2 separate regions of the Homo sapiens genome follow, and region 1 is linked to region 2. The links are chromatin loops, found by intact Hi-C in ENCODE. Cell type or tissue: HCT116. All regions are shown on one strand. Each heading gives the region's core, and the rest is flanking DNA. Links, peaks and the distances in the headings are about the cores only. Region 1 overlaps LOC105377114 (a long non-coding RNA gene). Region 2 overlaps CFAP20DC-DT (CFAP20DC divergent transcript).

Region 1 (9,438 bases), core at 2,662-5,161, 1.8 Mb before region 2:
TTTGAAATGTAGAAGGAACTGTTTGAATGCCTAATAAGGCTTTTACAAATTTTGGGACTTCATGATCAAAGCAAACTACAATTAATACTCATGGAAGATTAACTAAGAGAAAAATGCAAAGGTGAATCAATATCCTTGAGAGAAGACTGAGAAATAGAGCAAGCCAGCAAGGGTTTTAGAGCCTACAGGATTCCTCTTTTCAAATAGTAATTATATATATATTCAAACATTCTCTCTCTTTCCCCCTCTCTCTCTCTCTCTCCACACACACACACACACACACACACACACACACACACACACACACTCTCACAACTCTGCAAGATACTCTTGTTATCCTCCTATTTCATGGATATAGAAGCTGAGGCTTAGAGAGATTATGTTGTTCAACTCAGGACACCATGTCCGTGAGTGGAGGGTCCATTATTTAAATATAGATATGGCCAACTCTATAGCCCATGCTTTTATTCACTCCTATTCACAGCAGTATTTCTTGAAGTATGAATTATGCCACCTGCATCCAAATAGCAGGGGAAGCTTGTCAAGTATTCATTCCCAGGTGCCCAGTGCAGCTGGAGTTTCTGAAGTTGGAGCTTATGAGTCTCCATGTTTCTTAAGGGCTCTGAAGGTTGAGAAAAACCGCTTCGGTTTTGCTGTCATGATTTTGAATAGGAGTGGGACATTTTGTCCAAACCCAACTTAGCAAGTACCAAGTTTACTCAAGTATCAAATAATAGAAGAGAATAATGCTCCTTAAGTGTGTACATGCTGTTGTTGTCGCACACAATTCCTCTCCCATTCACTAGCATTTTACCTGAGATTTTCAAGAGTGTAGATGTTTTCTAACCATTTTCAAGCTGTTGAGTGCAGTATACACAAAGGAAACATTGAGTTTGTTTAAATAAACATTTGTAACTCCCAAGAAGAGTATGTGCCTATTGATTGTTTCCACTACATTCTAAATATTAAGTTGAAGCAATACATTAATCAGAGGGACCATTATTCTGCCTACGCTGTTCTCTGTATCAAACCCCTTGAGACTGGTTGAAATACCAAATATGATGTGGCATGTGTTTCTTCAGTAAAAGATAGAAGACAAAAAACGATGTGAAAACAATCAAATAATATGTAACGGCTGATTCTTTCAGCCTTAATGAAGTTATTAGGATGTTTCCTTCTCCAAAGCCTTACTTTCTTTAAAAAAATGAAAGGAAGATGGGAAAGGGGTAAATAGAGGTTGTTAAAGCTTAAACTTTGCATTTTCTCCCCTCTCAGTTTTTAGAAACAATATTGAAAATTTGAAAATTTCTTGGTACAGGGACAGAAAAACAACAGTAAATAATTAAGAAGCTGAGTCATTAGGGATGTGAAGTGCAGTCAGACTTGGGTTTGAGGCCAGCTCTTCTACTGAGCATTAGGATCTTCGGTGAGTTCCTTATCATCTCTCTTCAGTTTCCTCCTCCTTAAGTATAATAAGAATGGGACTTATTTCATGGGGCTCAGAATCCCCTTTACATGAAATAATTGCATGCGCGATGGATAGTACAGTGCCTGGAACATAGTAAGCATATAAAAGTCATTAGCTATTATTGTAACTGCTATTGTCTGTTTCTTCTATGATACTTACCATTTATGTTGAATGAAAACTTCCTTTAATAGAAACTAAATATGAAATGTACTATTAGAAATTTCGTGAGTTCAGGAACTTATGAAATAAAAATAACAAGAGGCCATTTAACAACATTTCCAGGCTTGTGTGATTTTAAGGGATCTGCTGCGCCAGGTGTATGCTGCCTTAAACAAGTTCCTTATTGTTTCCTGGATTGTGCTGCTGTAAAGGTTTCTTCTGTTTTCTTCCAGAGCCAGAGTTGCTGGTTTCTTTTCTGTACATTAGCAACTCCCACACCGCTCAGATATAAGGTTTGAGAACCAAAAATAAAGTTGTCTTGTGATACCGAGGAAAAGTTGATAGAAATGAGGTTAGCTTGTCAGTCTGGTATGTTTTCTGAAGATCTCTTCATTCTAGTTCTATTACTATGTGCGGAATTACCATAGTGATTTTTTTCTCTACTAAAAATAAAATTTCCTCCTATATATAGAATGTGTGTTTAGTACAGAAGAATTGAAAAAAATAGAAAAGTAGAAATATGAAAACGAATACTTTCTAATTCTAACAAAAATTAGAGTTAACACTTTGGATTGCTTCATTATAGACTTATTTTTTCTTCCATGGAGATATATATATATATATCTCCATGGAAGAAATACATATATATGTATATATTTCTCATTAACAAGCAAAACTGTGTATAGAGATTTGTATCTGTCTTTTCTCCCTAAGGTATCTTCATAGATATCTCCTATCATAGTATATTTTCCCAATTTAGTTTCTTTTTATTGACATGAAAAATATTTTTAAAGACAGGTCTACCACTCAGGTGTGATTATATTATATTTTAGACATAATTTTTTACTAATTCACTTAGTCATCAAATTTTTATAATGCACTTACTACTCAAAAAGCACTAGACCGTAACTTTTTGTGGACAGGAACTTTGGTCATGTCCACCTCTATCTCCAGTTTCTAGTACTGTGCCTGGGAGGTAGAGATGTGCAGCAGATGTTATTGAACAAATGATTATTGAGTAAACACTTGTTAGTATATCCCTTACCTCAACTAGGGGTTGAAGTTTTCAAAAAAGTCACACTGCTGTCACGAAAGTGTATCTGAGCCAACTCTGTGTTGGATTCTGAAGTGTGGGGGTGACAGGCTTGACTCAGTGAATAGCTTTTTTTTTGTTCCAAGGTCTGGGGGAAAGGAGATCCAGACTCAACTTGTTTTATGGTTTTTAAAATGGAAAAAAAGGATCTTTGCCGATGGCATTTGTGTGTATTTGTGCGCGTGTTTGTGTGTGTGTGTGTGTGTGCACATGGATGTATATAAAAATATACTTTCAAGGCCTGACCCCATGGCACACACCTGTTATCTCAGCACTTTGGGAAGCCAAGGAGGGCAGATTGCTTGAGTTAAGGCTCAGGCATTTGAGACCAGCCTGGGCAACATGGAGAAACGTCGCCTCTACTAAAAATACAAAAAAGTAACTGGGCTTGGTGGCACACGCCTGTAGTACCAGCTACTTGGGAGGCTGAGGTGGGAGTATGGCTTGAGCCTGGGAGGTCGAGGCTGAGTGAGCTGAGATCACACTGCTGTACTCCCGCCTCGGCAACAGAGTGAGACTCTGCCTCAAAAAAACAAAACAAAACAAAACAAAACAAAACAAAACAAAACAAAACAAGTTCTTTCAAAGAAGCTCTTCACATACATATTTATTTTTTGAACAGAAGTATATTTGCATTTGGTCTGCTGAGACCTCTCAAATTACTTCCATAACCTCCCCTCAATGTTCCATCGGTCTTCCAAATACTAAGAACACAGCACTCTCATAGCAAAATGCTTCATAGGTCAACTCAAGCTGGAGCTAGGCAGAAAGTGGTTTCCAATCTGAAAAGGTAATTTCCTTTCTAAGATTTAAGATTAAAAAATAATTGAGGCCCAGGAAGATGGTCTGTCCTATAAGAAAAATGACTTCTTCCCTCGTGACACTTTCTTGTTGGAGGTGAGTTCAGAGTAGAAGTTGGCTGGGAATGTGTGTAGCCTGAGCAGATGGAAGTGGGGGTATGGAGTGGGACCCAATTCCAAACTCATTTAGGTCAACTCATTGAAACAATCATAATCTGTAGGAAGTCCTACAGCACAGACTCTGGCAATATTTCCATGCCCTTGGTCTCATCCCTGTGCCTGTAAAATATACTTATTATGCTATGACTTTTCTGTCTGTGTAACAGGGATGGACATACTTGTAATGTTTCTTTGTTACCTCCGTATTATATTGTTTTTAGGGTTAAATCCAGAAGGAGTAGTGCTGGCTCTCTTGGTTGGAGAAAAGTGCCTAACAGCCACTGCATTACTACTATTTTTAAAATGTTTGATATGTTTTTATCAAAGTAATATGCACACATGTTTAAAAAGCTGTACAGAAAGACTTGTCATGAATGCAGTTGTCCCCTGCTCTGTCCCCTCCCCACCACCAGAGGGAGACCCTTTTAACCATTTCTGTTTTCAAGTGATTACCTTAGTATCTCTAAATGATATTCATTTCCTACTATTTTTTAATTGTTCCAATTGCATTGTCAACTGCTGACTCCTCAGAAGGACCATCAGAAAAGCCTGTTGACCAAGCAAAGCTGAGTTTTTAGACTTATTCCAGTAGGGAGAACACGTTCATAGACTTCTAGTCGTGTCTCAGAAGGAAGAGGTCAGGGAAAGATATCTGTAGAGTTTAGGGTGATTTTTCAGGCTAGTCTTGCAAAGCAGAAACTGATTGGAATTGGGCTGAGGTTATGGCATACTAATTTTTGATTGGTGGGAAAAAGGTGAAACTTTGAACCAAATGTTGATGTTAGTTTTGATAAGTAAGCTATTTAATTAGTTGACAGTCTAATCTTCCAGGAGTAGTTATTCTTTGGAGCAAAGAACTGAGTAATTTATTGTTTTGTCCCAGTATTGTTTAGCATAGAAACAGAAGGCAAGTTTAGTATGCGTTCCTAGGACAGTGTTGAGTAACTTTTTGCTATGATCATGAAGATTGAATCAGATTATTATTATTATTTATTTTTTAGAGGCAGAATCTTGCTCTGCCACCCAGGCTGGAGTACAGTAGGGCAATCATAGCTTACTACAGCTACAAACTCCTGGGCTCAAGCGATACACCACCTCAGCCTCCTGAGTAGCTGGGACTACAGGCATGTACCATCATGCCCTGCTAATTTGAATTAGATGATTTATACCTCCCACCACTCCACTTCTTATTCTTCAAAACTAGCCCATTCCTTCAATGACCAACTCTACTCATGCAAGCTAGAAACTTAAGCTTCCTATTCTTTGCTCCATCACCACAGGTAGCATCTCTTTACCATCCCTTCCCTCAAGCCCCAGTTTTGTAGGATGGATTTGTTCTATGATTCTTGATGATAAGGAAACTCATATTTCTTTAGTTTGCCAAATTAAATAACATCTAACTCAGACCTCACCAGTCTACTTGGCATGATGCCTAATCAGAGTTATTTCGGGTACCCCCTCCCCTCAGGGCTGGAAAATGGTTCCAGGGACTTAATGAGTATTAAGAAAAATCAGGGTACTGGGCTTGATACCTGGGTGATGAAATAATATCCATGACAAATCTCTGTGACAAGTGTTTACCTATGTAACAAACCTTCATATGTACCCCCAAACCTAAACTAAAAGTTAAAATAAATAATTAATTAATTAAATTGATAAATAAATAAAAAGAAAACTCAATTAGTGGTGACTCTTTTTTTCTCTCTAATCTGGGTTCATTTCAGGGAGGTTGGTTCTGAAGCCCCTCTTTCTTCTCTTCCATGCCAGATGTGGCTGCTGGGACTTCATACCATCTTTTAACATTAAGCTTAGTGCTCAGTCCCCAGGGATTCACATACTTGCTCCATCAAAGCTCCTGTCAATCATAGGTAATGGGGCGTGCGTCTGCACTTTCACTGAGCCCTTTCATTCCCTGGTTTTGGGGTAATTCAGCTTTCTCTGGGTTCAGGTTATTTTCCATCACTTCAATTTTTGAGAACCTCCATCTCTGGCACTTCCAGTTCTAGCATTCTAATACATGTGGCAGTTAAGGCCACAGGCTCTGTTATCAGCCTTCCTGTGTTGAAATCATCATTTTCCCCAGACCTCTCTATGCCTTGGAGCTCCCTAAGCCTCAGTTTCCTGGCAAGTGAGAATGACAATAAATCCCTGCTGCATAAGGTTGTGGTGAGGAAGAAATAATGTAATTGTCATGAGGCATTCTTTGCACCATGCCTGGCACTTAGTAAACCTTCAGTAAAGGTCAACTATTCTTATAATTATTATATTGCTCTGTTATTTGAGGGATTTTTTTTTGTTTGAGATGGAGTCTCACTCTGTAACCCAGGCTGGAATCTCGCTCTGTAGCCCAGGTTGGAGTGCAGTGGCACAATCTTGGCTCATTGCAACTTCCAGCCTCTGGCTTCAAGGGATTTCCTCCTCATGCTCCTGAGTAGCTAGGACCACAGGTGCACATCGGGGTTTCACCACGTTGGCCAGGCTGGTCTTGAACTCCTGACCTCAGGTAATCTGCCTGCCTCGGCCTCCCAAAGTGCTGGGATTATAGGCTGAGCCACCATGCCTGGCCTAATTTGAGGTTTTTAAAAACAAAGTCTTCAAGTTTTCTCTGGGCAAGGGAAGCTCAGTACTCCAGTACATAAAGCCCTGGCTCCTTTCTAAGGAGGAGAAGAAAAGAATACGGTGAAAGTTAGGAAGAGATGATTTCTTAACCTGTTTACCCTGTCGCATTAGAAGCCTTGGCTTTATGATAGTACAGAGCTTCCCTAGATCAGGAGATGGCAAACTATAGCCTGCAGTGTTCCTTGTCTGATTTTACAAATATAGTTTTATTGGAACACAGCCACATCTGTTTAAGTTTTATTGTCGCTTAAAATCAGCTTTAGACTATGTAAATCTATGTATGACCCACAAACCTAAGATGCTTAATATCTGTTCCTTCAAGAAAATGTGTCTGGGCACAGTGGTCCATGCCTGTAATCCCAGCACTTTGAGAGGCTGAGGTGGGTGGATCAGGAGGTTAGGAGTTCAAGACCAGCCTGGCCAACATGGTGAAACCCTGTCTCTACCAAAAATACAAAAAAAAAAAAAAAAAAAAAATTAGCCAGGCACAGTGGTGGGCGCCTATAATCCCAGCTACTCTGGAGGCTGAGGCAGAAGAATTTCTTGAACCCAGGAGGCAGAGGTTGCAGTGAGTCGAGATCTTGACACTCCACTCTAGCCTGGGTGACAGAGGAAAACTTCGTCTCAGGAAAAAAAAAAAAAAGGAAAATGTTTGCTGATTCCTGGCTTAGACCATTTAGGTTGACTTAGAATTTAAGTTAAAGTACATTGAAGTTAAATGTGCATGGCTGAGTAGTGTGGGGTCAAGGAAACTACTCTGTGATGCTCAGCCTTCAAACAGAATGACATTGACAGGTCCTTCATGTTAACTGAGCAGGAAAGGCAAATAACTGAGTCAAGGAACATCCCCACTGCCTTCCATGTGTGCTGTAGCGGGCCTCCCAGAAGCTCCTTTGGATTCTGCCCTTACACATGGGCAAGAGAAAAATCCAACTTTTAAAGGACGCCATGTATTGTAAATATCCAAACACAAAGGTAGTTTTTCTTTTCACTCTTGAAAGAAAGTTGAGTAAACAGCAAGGAAGGAAGAAGGAGCTTTTAACCTAACTGGGCCAGTCTCCAGAGCCTGAGGATGCAGGGCCAAGGGCATGTAAGTGTGGCGGTATGGGGAGGGGTGACCTGGGAGGAGAAAATTACAGCCTCTGTGCTAGAAAACAGAGCTGCCTTTTTTCAAGTTGGCTGTCCCAAGTCACCCTAAGCAGATGTCCAGATAGACTGAGTTGCTTAGATAACTAGATGGTATCATTTCTTTGTTTGTTTATTTATTTATATTATACTGTAAGTTCTGGGGTACACGTGCACAAGGTGCATGTTTGTTACATATGTATACATGTGCTATGTTGGTGTGCTGCACACATTAACTCGTCATTTACATTAGGTATATCTCCTAATGCTATCTCTCCCCCATCCCCCCAACCCCATGACAGGCCCTGGTGTGTGATGTTCCCCACCCCATGTCCAAGTGTTCTCATTGTTCAATTCCCACCTATGAGGGAGAACATGGTGTTTCTAGTTCTAGATCCTTGAGGAATCACCACACTGTCTTCCACAATGGTTGAACTAGTTTACAGTCCCACCAACAGTGTAAAAGTGTTCCTATTTCTCCACATCCTCTCCAGCACCTGTTGTTTCCTGACTTTTTAATGATCGCCATTCTAACTGGTGTGAGATGGTATCTCATTGTGGTTTTGATTTGCGTTTCTCTGATGACCAGTGATGAGAGCATTTTTTCATGTGTCTTTTGGCTGCATAAGTGTCTTCTTTTGAGAAGTGTCAGTTCATATCCTTTGCCCACTTTTTGATGGGGTTGTTTGATTTTTTTCTTGTAAATTTGTTTAAGTTCTTTGTAGATTCTGGATACTAGCCCTTTGTCAGATGGGTAGATTGTAAAAATTTTCTCCCATTCTGTAGGTTGCCTGTTCACTCTGATGGTAGTTCCTTTTGCTGTGCAGAAGCTCTTTAGTTTAATTAGATCCCATTTGTCAGTTTTGGCTTTTGTTGCCATTGCTTTTGGTGTTTTAGTCATGAAGCCCTTGCCCATGTCTATGTCCTGAATGGTATTGCCTAGGTTTTCTTCTAGGGTTTTTATGGTTTTAGGTCTAACATTTAAGTCTTTAATCCATCTTGAATTAATTTTTGTATAAGGTGTAAGGAAGGGATCCAATTTCAGCTTTCTACATATGGCTAGCCAGTTTTCCCAGCACCATTTATTAAATAGGGAATCCTTTCCCCATTGCTTGTTTTTGTCAGGTTTGTGAAAGATCAGATAGTTGCAGATGTGTGGTATTATTTCTGAGGGCTCTGTTCTGTTCCACTGGTCTATCTCCCTGTTTTGGTACCAGTACCATGCTGTTTTGGTTACTGTAGCCTTGTAGTATCGTTTGGAGTCAGGTAGCATGATGCCTCCAGCTTCGTTCTTTTGGCTTAGGATTGTCTTGGCGATGCAGGCTCTTTTTTGGTTCCATGTTTTGGTTTCTGTTATTGGTGTATAAGAATGCCTGTGATTTTTTGCACATTGATTTTGTATCCTGAGACTTTGCTGAAGTTGCTTATCAGCTTAAGGAGATTTTGGGCTGAGACAATGGGGATTTCTAAATATACAATCATGTCATCTGCAAACAGGGACAATTTGACTTCCTTTTTTCCTAACTGAATACGCTTTATTTCTTTCTCTTACCTGATTGCCACGGCCAGAATTTCCAACACTATGTTGAATAGGAGTGGTGAAAGAGGGCATCCCTGTCTTGTGCCAGTTTTCAAAGTGAATGCTTCCAGTTTTGCCCATTCAGTATGATATTGGCTGTGGGTTTGTCATAAATAGCTCTCATTATTTTGAGACACATCCCATCAATACCTAGTTTATTGGGAGTTTTTAGCATGAAGCATTGTTGAATTTTGTCAAAGGCCTTTTCTGCACCTACTGAGATAATCATGTGGTTTTTGTCCTTGGTTCTGTTTATATGCTGGATTATGTTTATTGATTTGCATATGTTGAACCAGCCTTACATCCCAGGGATGAAGCCAACTTGATCATGGTGGATAAGCTTTGTGATGTGCTGCTGGATTCGGTTTGCCAGTATTTTATTGAGGATTTTTTGTACTGTTGTTCATCAACAGTCTAAAATTCTCTATTTTTGTTG
Region 2 (9,438 bases), core at 3,216-5,715:
ACCAGGGCAAATATCCAACTCAGTTTCTGCAGGTCTTGGTTTTGGGATATATTTTTGCATGTTTTACATCACAGAGATGAAATTCATCTCTAAACAACTACCCCCTTGGATAATATTTGAGATATTTTCAAACTTACAGAAAAATGTGACAAATAAATACAAAAATAATGTATTCTTCACCCAGATTAATGAATTTTAAAGAATTTATCTTGTAGATATTTATTAGTATTTTTTATGAACTACTGAGAGTAGGTTGCATATTTTATGTCCCTTAACCTCTTAATATTTCAGGGTATGCCTCCTAAGAATAAAGATGTTCTCTTACGTTACCACAGTGCATTTATCACATTCAGGAAATTTACCTTTGAGGTACCATTTTTATGTAACCTACAGTGCATTCTCTAACTTTGGCAATTGTTAGGATGATGCCCTTTGGCCAATATTTTCCCTTTAGTAAAGGTTCCAGTCTAGGATAATTTATTGTATTTTGTTTTTATGTCTGGAGTGGCTTTTGAGAGACTTAGAATCTCTGTTCATTTCCTAAAATCCTGACTCAAGGTGTCATTGGAGCCTTTAATCTGTGCTACATGTATGAAGCATTCTGATCCGTTTGGCATAGAGGTACACCATCTGTATTCTCCCTGGGCTGCCATGCTCATGCCGGTGGCCTTGTGTCTAGAGATCCCAGATGGGCTTCACATCAGTGCAGGATCTCTGCATTCACCTCACTGTAGGATGACAGAGATGAGATACAGAGTCCTAGTTTCTGTATTAGGGCAGATGTAGGAAAGGTCAGGTTAACAACAGTCATGAGGTAGTAACATCCACTGTCCCAAGATGCTGGGCTAAGATGTTAGAGGCCTCCCCCAACCCAATCCCCAAACCTACTGCTTCTAAGAAGACCCCAAACTAGACTGCTACCTTTGCCTTTTGTAGCCCTGTTATAGCGGGGCTGTTTTTTTCATGAAAGATTTGCAGGGAGGCAAGAAGTATCTGGTCCGCAGGGCCTGAAGTGGCCTGAGGACAGAGAGGCATGGGCAGGGCCATACAAAGGAAGTCATGGTGTCTGATATTCAATCCCAGTAATGTCCTGAGTGTCAGTACTGCCCTGCTCTGGGAGGAACACCATGGTATGGTGCTGGCAGTGCCAGACTAGTACCATGGAGGTTTCCAAGCTTTGGGGATCAGTCTCATTAGAAGAGCTGCATCCAGGCATACATGGAGACCATGATGCTGGTGGAAGAGCTCAGAAGATCTGCCAAAATGGGAACTCTCAGAAGATAAGGCCAGCCCCAAAAGCTACCCTGAGGTTAAGTGACAATGACTCACAGAGTGAACTTGTGGACCCCTAGGAAAAACATGGAGGGTGGGGACTGAAGCCCACACTGAGAAGTGTGCACAAAAGAGAGTAATGGGTTGTTGACACAGAGGCCTGGTCTTGCCTGGGCATTGCTCATTCCAAGGGAGTGGCACACAGCACAGCTACATCCCGTTGCCTCCCTCCTCAAGGGCTGAGCTGGGTGTTTGGCAAAGAGGTACTTTTCTGCCTTTAGACAAGAACTAGCACTTACAACTATATCTCAAGTGTGGAGTTTCCAAAAGTGTGTTCCACAGATGACCAGCCCCATGACATGGTCTGCCAGAAGAGACTCCTTGGCCTAAAAAAATGTAGAAAACCCTCCAAGCTGTGACCCTTTTTTAGAATTAAGACCTTTGAGAGAAAACAGTTTAATCCAATGTTCCCGGGGCTTGCTCAGCCAGGGAACCATTTTGTATCCTGGTTGTAGCAGTGTGACTGTGTGTGTGTGTGTGTGTGTGTGTGTGTGTGTGACAGAGTGAGAGAGAGAGAGAGAAAAAAAGAGAAAGAAAAAGAGGGAGAGAGAGCGCACGTATGCCTATGTACATGTGGTAGCCAATAACATTCCACAGACCCCACTCTGAAAACGTTCTCCCGGTAAACTGACTGCAGGAAACCTCCAGCCTGTCCTGCCTCAAGGCTCCCTGAGCTCTGAAATGCATTCTGCAGCTGGTACTACCCTCTGAGTACTGATGGCAGCTCCTGACTTGGAGGGTAGCCCCTAAAACAGGATGTCTTTCTCTGGCAGCAGAAAGGAAGGAAGTGGTCCACCTGAGCCTTGGGAATTGAGACTTTTGGGAACTGGGATGTGAAGGCTGAGAACGGGGAACCCAGATACCAGCCACAGTCCCATTTGCAGAGGCAACAGGATTTCTAACCAGGCCTCAGGCACTATTACTTGAGTTGTTAAGAGACAGCTGTCTTCACCTGATAGAGGTATTCACGAGGCCTGAAAATAAGCCCTTCTGGCAAAAATCCATCCTATACACCCATGAGGCACTTCCAAAATCCAAATGTTATAAAGAAAGTTTGACAGCACACAGGAAGCTGATATGTACACCTAACCTGTATTTTCTCATCCAAATGGGGTACCCAAAAGTGTGTCTGGAAATAGAGCACACAAGAGAGGAAGGAAAGTGGAGTAGGGACAAAGGAGAGAGGGGAGAGGGGGAGAGAACAACAGAGAGAGATCTAAGTTAAGGCTTCAGAACTGTGACACTCCGGCCAGTGCTGGCCATGAGACACCTGCTGAGGAAGGAAGCAAAGTGCCCTTTGCTTCTTTTTATTTTATTTTTAATTGATAAATAATAATTGTACATACTTATGGGGTATAACATGAAGTTACAATATGTACGATGTATAGAGGTCAAATCAAGATAATTCACATACATCAACTCAAACATCAATCATTTCTTTCTGTTGGGGATATTCAAAAGCCTCTCTTCTAGCTATCTAAAATATATAATAAATTACTGTTAGTTATAGTCATCCTACAGTGCCCTTTCTTCTGAGCCAGAGAAAAGAGACACACTCAAAAAAGACGTAAAATAACTCTGCTGAGATGAACATCTTGCATGCCCATTTGCTCTGCCAAACAGTCAAATCCCTCCAATAATTTAGAAATACAGGGTTATCTTGGGATATGGAGTGTGTCCCTACCACCAATCTGGACTCACCAACTGGGACTGTATTTTTGGTTTGGAATTAGCATGGACACAAGCTCAGAGGCAAAACTCACCATAAAAAAAAAAAATCCCATGGAGGCAAAGAATGGAACATCAAGAAAATGCTCTTACAAGCAGAACGTCAGACTAATGATGACGCTGGGATGAAACCAAGGAATATACAGTAGGAAATTCATTCAGACAATTAAGACACGAGGGCCATTAACTTAGTGACAGATTCCCACCCCTGGAGTTAACTGCTGTTTGCTAGCTGTGTGACTTTAGAAGTACTGCCAGACCTCTCTGGGCTTTATTTCCCTCATCAGTAAAGTGGTGATTAAAAGTTCCTACCCAGTAATGCTGCTGTGAGGTTTTAAGATTTTCTTAGAATAGCACCTGGCACATACTAGGCATTGAATAAATGATAGTTGTTATTATTGTTGCTGTTATTATTAATGTAATATGTAGTATGTTCTGCTAAGCAGGACAGAGGAAAATAGTAGCAGAATTAAATTCTAAGCAAAAGGGACAGGTTGGCATGTTTTTATTTGAGAGGACGAATCCCGCTGTGAGTTAACTCTTGGTGGCTTTTGTCTGGTGATGCTGAGTTACTTCTGGGACAATAAGCACGAGGCTGCTGCTATAGTCTCAAGATTCAACAGTAAATCACTGTGTATCCCTGCATCGTGTTGTTATTCTATGGATTAAACAAGATAATGCATGTAAAATGCTTAGCCCATAGTGGCATTTAATAAATAGCAGCTATTATTTCTGATATTCTCATTATCAATATCATTACAGCAATAATAATATTGTCACATACTAGCACCGAGTGATCCAATTTACAGTCTAACAATCATGCAGATGGAAGACTCAGCTGCAGCCTACCTGTTTTCCAAAAGGGGGTTAAAACTGATTTTCATCTTTTCCCTTTTTACGGTGAGATGATGAATATAAAAGTGTTTTGTAAATTCTAATGTATATTTCATCTTTTTTCTGAAAAATTAAAAAAATTAAAAGGCTCTCCCAATTTGTGGTCTCCAAGGTATTTTGCCTGCTACATTTTATTTTCAAAATGTTACCAGTACTTAATTCTCCCTGGTTCTCAGCAGTGGAAATGCTACGCCAATTGAAAGCCTCTGTCTGGAACACAAGAGAAATTCCGCCATCTGCTGGCCACTCGGAGAACTGCTCGGGAGAAGCTGCCCACAGACCCGTAACTACGGGGGTGGTAAAGGTGCAGGAAGGCTGACAGTCACCTGCCCGGTGGTTTGAGATCCAAGGGGGCATGGAGGACCCAGCCATCACTGTGGTCTCTGGAGGGTCACAGCTTGAATCCGTCTGCCATGCTCCTGCATGTGTGGCATCTGTCCCTGCCTGTCTCTCAGGACAACACCTGCCTTTGCAACTCTAGAAGCAGATGATAATTCAGAGACAGCAGGCCTGAGGTGCCAATCACTCTGTTCCTTGGCATTTTGCCCCATTCTTAGCCTGGCAGCACATCAAAGCCTGTTGCCTTCTGGCCTCTGCTGGAGGCTTAGGCCGCCACAGGCTCCAGGTCTCCTTGGCTATGTCCCTTCCTCTCCCCAGGGCCTCCACCATGTGTGAGACAATGCAGCCCACCAGGAATTGAGGCAGGGGCCACCCCCACTGAGCTGGGTGAACAGAGATGCTGTCCAACCCCAGGGCTTACTGCGCCAGGTTCCACCTCTCCTGGGCAGTGAGCAGCTCTTGTCAAGTCCTTATTTTATTTAATTTTATTTTTTATTTTTTTTCAGACGGAGTCTCGCTCTGTCACCCTGGAGTGCAGTGGCGCGATCTCGGCTCACTGCAAGCTCCGCCTCCTGGGTTCACGCCATTCTCCTGCCTCAGACTCCCGAGTAGCTGGGACTACAGGCGCCCGCCACCACGCCCGGCTAATTTTTTGTATTTTTAATAGAGACGGGGTTTCACCGTGTTAGTCAGGATGGTCTCGATCTCTTGACCTCGTGATCCGCCCACCTCGGCCTCCCAAAGTGCTGGGATTACAGGCGTGAGCCACCGCGCCCGGCCCAAGTCCTTATTTTAAACACACATTTCAACACAGAGAAAGCCTCACACACAATGGAAGGCTCTTAGCACCTAGGAAGAGGACTCTAGGAGACTGCTTCTGAGCCAAATGCATTAATGTGTAGACCATACAGAAGCTGACCCATGTTGAGCACTTACCATATGCCAGGCATTGTCACATGTGTTTTCATGGATTAAGGCATTTAATCCTTACAACAACTCTCTGAAGAAGATACAATTACTATCCTTATTTTACAGGTGAGAAAACTGAGGCACAGACAGTCCCAGCAGCTTACACAAGGATTTCTAGCTTGCCACTGGTGGAGCTGGGACTTGAACCCAGGCTGCCTGGCTCCAGAATTCACATTTCCAATCCCTATGTTTGATCTAAATACTTAATTTAACATGGAAAGACCAAACACAGTAATACTCCTTATGCACAATTTTGCTTTCATGGTTCCAGTTACCCAAAGTCAATTGGAAGTCAGAAGATATTCAATGGAGAACTCCAGAAATAAACAATTCATCAATTTTAAATTGCATGCTCTCTGAGTGTGATGAAATCCTGCTCTGTCCTGCCTGGGATGTGAATCCTCCCTTTGTCCAGTGTGTCTGCACTGTCCACACTCCCTGCCCATTAGTCACTTGGCAGCGAGTTTGTTTATTAGATCGACTGCCAAGGGACTGCGTGCTTGTGTTCACGGAACCTGTATTGTACTTATTAAAAGCCCCAAAGCATAAGAGTAGTGATGCTGGGATATTGTTGTAATTGTTCCATTTTTATTATTGTTGTCATTAATTTCTTACTGTGCCTAATTTATATTAAACTTTATCATAGACATGTATGTATAGGAAAAAAATATAGTATATATAGGTATACAGGGTTTTGTACCATTCGTGGTCTCAGACATCCACTGGGGGTCTTGGAATGGTCACCTGAAGATAAGGGTGGACTACCGTAATGCAAGAGCATGAGAGGTCATTGACATGATGGAGTCTTATGATCACAAGCAGAGGCTCCCCGGTACTGACAATGGGGATCCAACTTGAGAGATCACAGATGAGTGATGGCTAGAGTGAAAGAAGGAGGTTCTGGGAAACAGGAACCCAGCGAGAATCAGGGATGGGTCAGTACAGTCATATGAGAACATGAAAGAGATAGAGACCAACAGGAAAACAAAGACCAAGGGACAAAAGTCTTATCCATTTATTTAGTCTTCATATTTATTTATATTTATTATTGAAACTGAATAAACTTAGCTCAACCACAGACCCATGCAGCTCGTGGAGCTGAGGAGGGGCACTGCTGATAAACAGCATGAAATAGTTCAGTTGCCAGACTGGGGGTTGGCCTTGGTGTTAAACCACTGCCCAACACGGCAGGACTAGCGGACCATCTTCCATGCCCTCAGGTGTGGTGGACTGCTCACACCTACCCATCCCTACCACCAACAGGCCCTGCGAATGGCACTGTCACTCTCACAGGGTCTACAGGAGGCCAGGCACTGAGACTGCTGGGGAGACCAGGAGACTGCATTACATACTACATGTACCCCACCTTCATGGAGTTTACATTCTGGTGGGGGCAAGGGAAGGGCACAGAATGCAAACAGGTAAAGTAAGTAAAATAGTTACAAATTGGAAGATATGCTTTAAAGGAAATGAACAGGACACTGTGCTGGTGAACAATGGGGAAAAAGATCCACTGAACACAGAGAAAACCCAGCAGTGTTTGGCCAGGCCTCTCATTTCAAAGGGCCTCCTATTCCCAATGCTGCGGAGCCTTGCAAAGGTGCAGGGGGCAACTTACAGACCGAAAGATGTCACACTTGCGGCTCTGATCAGTCCTGTGCCAGGACCTCACCACCACACCGCAGGACTCAGCTTCTATGCTACATGTTCTTTTAATGAACTCTCCATCTTCTTGTGTGTCAGTGAATTTGAGTCCCATTGTATCTTTCATTGTGATAGACAAATGATATAATTTTAATTATTCTGCAAATTTGGGCCCTTGATTTGGCTTTTCATTTGTTGGGGGAGGCGTGGGAGCCTCAAAAACAGGTGTGTTTAGCTGCTGGTGCTGAAGGAAGGCCTCCAGGAGGGGGGTGGACTTCAAGTTGGGAGCTGCAGGAAGAACTGAGGGGAAGAAGGGCACTTCCAGCTGTATGATGAGGCTACTACCTGTTTGGAGGACAAAAGCCAACTCTCAAGGACTTACATTAAAAAGAAAATTTAAATACAGTTAGGAAATAAAAGATCTCGGTAAGTTCTAGTAGAAAGGCGTAGAATAAGTCCAAGACAAACCGATTCTAATTTAGCCAAAAGTGGGAAGAACAAAGACCTTCTGTACAACTTAACACTATCCTTAAGCTTGATTTCTCAAGATTCACAGGGAGAGATTTTGAAATGAATCACTGAATTGTAAGAAGCTAGGTCAACTGGCAGATTGTGTATCTCAGATTCATCCTGCTTCTGAAAATAGGCATTAAAACTGCAGCAACCTGGAAAAAATAAAAGCTGAGGTGGGATTTTAAATGACAGCCATAAGGACATGCCTTGTGGTGAAAGATGGTGGTTGGATAAGGAAGGGCTGCTCAGCTGTCTACTAAGGGACGCGGTCTCTGGTTCATTCCTCAAGAGTTTCCATAGGCTGCACAGGACAACAGCTTTCTCATTTAGGCTGGAGTTGAGGATGCTTAAAGTTTTGTTTTTTTCCACAACTACCTGCACTTTGAGGGCAACAAAGTGAGAATGACTCATGAGAGATGGTCCTGTTTGGACCAGAGGCAAAGCAACAACCAGCCCATCTGGGGAAAATTTGTCTCTAGGAGAACAGTGTTTGTGTATTGATAATATAAAATTAGATGACAGCATCCCCTTCTTCTCTTCCCTACCACCAAGGAGGAACTGAACCTTCAGAAATCCACTTGTTTTTTGTTTGTTTGTTTGTTTGAGACGGAGTCTCACTCTGTTGCCCAGGCTGGAGTGCCTTGGAGCAATCTTGACTCACTGCAACCTGTGCCTCCTGGGTTCAAGCGATTCTTTGGCCTCAGCCTCCCAAGTAACTGGGACTACAGATGCATGCCACCATGCCCAGCTAATTTTTGTATTTTTAGTAGAGATGGGGTTTCACCATATTGGGCAGGCTGGTCTCAAACTCCTGACCTCATGATCTACCCACCTTGGCCTCCCAAAGTGCTGGGATTACAGGCGTGAGCCACCATGCCCAGCCAATTTTTGTATTTTTAGTAGAGATGGGGTTTCACCATATTGGCCAGGCTGGTCTCGAACTTCTGACCTCATGATCCACCCTCCTTGGCCTCCCAAAGTGCTGGGATTACAGGTGTGAACCATCACACCCAGCCTCCAGGAATACACTGTTTAAATTTCTCTTTCACAAGTGATGCCCTGGTTAAATCCCTTCATCACATTTTGCATCTCTTCTTCAGATGAGTTTCCCAAGAGAAGAGCTCAGTCTCCCTCCCTGGTTACTCAACTAATGTCTAAAATGTCACTGGTCCTCACTATTTATTAAATGACTGAATTGCCAGATTATCAAAATCCATACATACTACCAGAGAAGTCTCTCTGGCTGTTACGAAAAGATTGGTTTCTCCTAAATCAACAGTCACTGAGAACCAACCATTCATTGAATAACTCATTCACTTCACAACTGTATATCTAGCAAGGATCTTAGTAAGTGCCAGACCCCTTGCAAGATTTTCCAGACACAGCAGCAAATAAAACAGACAAGATTCTGGCTCCCAGGGAGTTGATAGTAGGTAAGACCAGGGATCATCACACATTTCTATAAAGAGCCAGAGCATAAATATTTAAGGCTTTGCAGGCCACTTGCAGTCTCTGAAGCATATTTTCTTTGTATTTTTTGTATGCTTGTTTTTAACAACACTAAAAAATATAAAAAACCATTCTCATATCAAGGGTCTTTCAAAAATAGACCACAGGCCAAATTTGGCCCATTAGCCCTAGTTCGTCAACACTTGTTTAAGACAGACATTAAACAAATGCCCTGAGGATGACATCAGTACAGGTGAGATAAGCACGTAGGAGAGTGAGAGAGGAAAAAAAGGCTGCGTACATACGGCCAAGATTTTGGAGGGGTCAGGGAAGGCCACCAGGAAGGAGAAGCATTCAAAATATGATGTGATGGAGGAGCAGGGCTAACTCAGCAAAGAATGAGGAGCGTGAGGGAGGAGGGCGAGGGGGCTGAATGAAGGGAGAGGGGCTACAGGTAAAGGCTTTGAGCAGCACAGCTGAGCGGGATCCAGATAAAAAAGCCTTGTCAACTGTATCAGGAGCTTGGATTTTACCTTAGGTACAACGGAAGCCTTGTAAGGGTGGGTTTTA

What was found. Hi-C counts contacts between places; a loop is a spot of excess contacts. Peaks named below come from ENCODE experiments on the same cell type or tissue, not always from the same donor. Only the 100,000 strongest peaks of a DNase experiment are listed, where the experiment ranks them.
Region 1: it touches region 2 in a loop (4-fold over the local background); 15 of 110 quality-filtered maps call a loop at or near these places.

What each region holds. Positions count from the first base shown.
Region 1 is chr3:61,365,978-61,375,415 of GRCh38, reverse strand. All of the region lies in intron 3 of LOC105377114 (a long non-coding RNA gene), which reads left to right. Among named protein-coding and RNA genes, the nearest start is that of FHIT, 120 kb to the right of the region's middle. In HCT116, for the core only: a CTCF peak has its summit at 4,107 (motif pointing right); a DNase peak (open chromatin) is centred at 4,105; H3K27me3 peaks cover 369 bases.
Region 2 is chr3:59,570,363-59,579,800 of GRCh38, reverse strand. All of the region lies in intron 6 of CFAP20DC-DT (CFAP20DC divergent transcript), which reads right to left. Among named protein-coding and RNA genes, the nearest start is that of CFAP20DC-DT, 490 kb to the right of the region's middle. RefSeq lists a silencer at 4,064-4,358. In HCT116, for the core only: a CTCF peak has its summit at 4,211 (motif pointing left); DNase peaks (open chromatin) are centred at 4,160 and 4,472.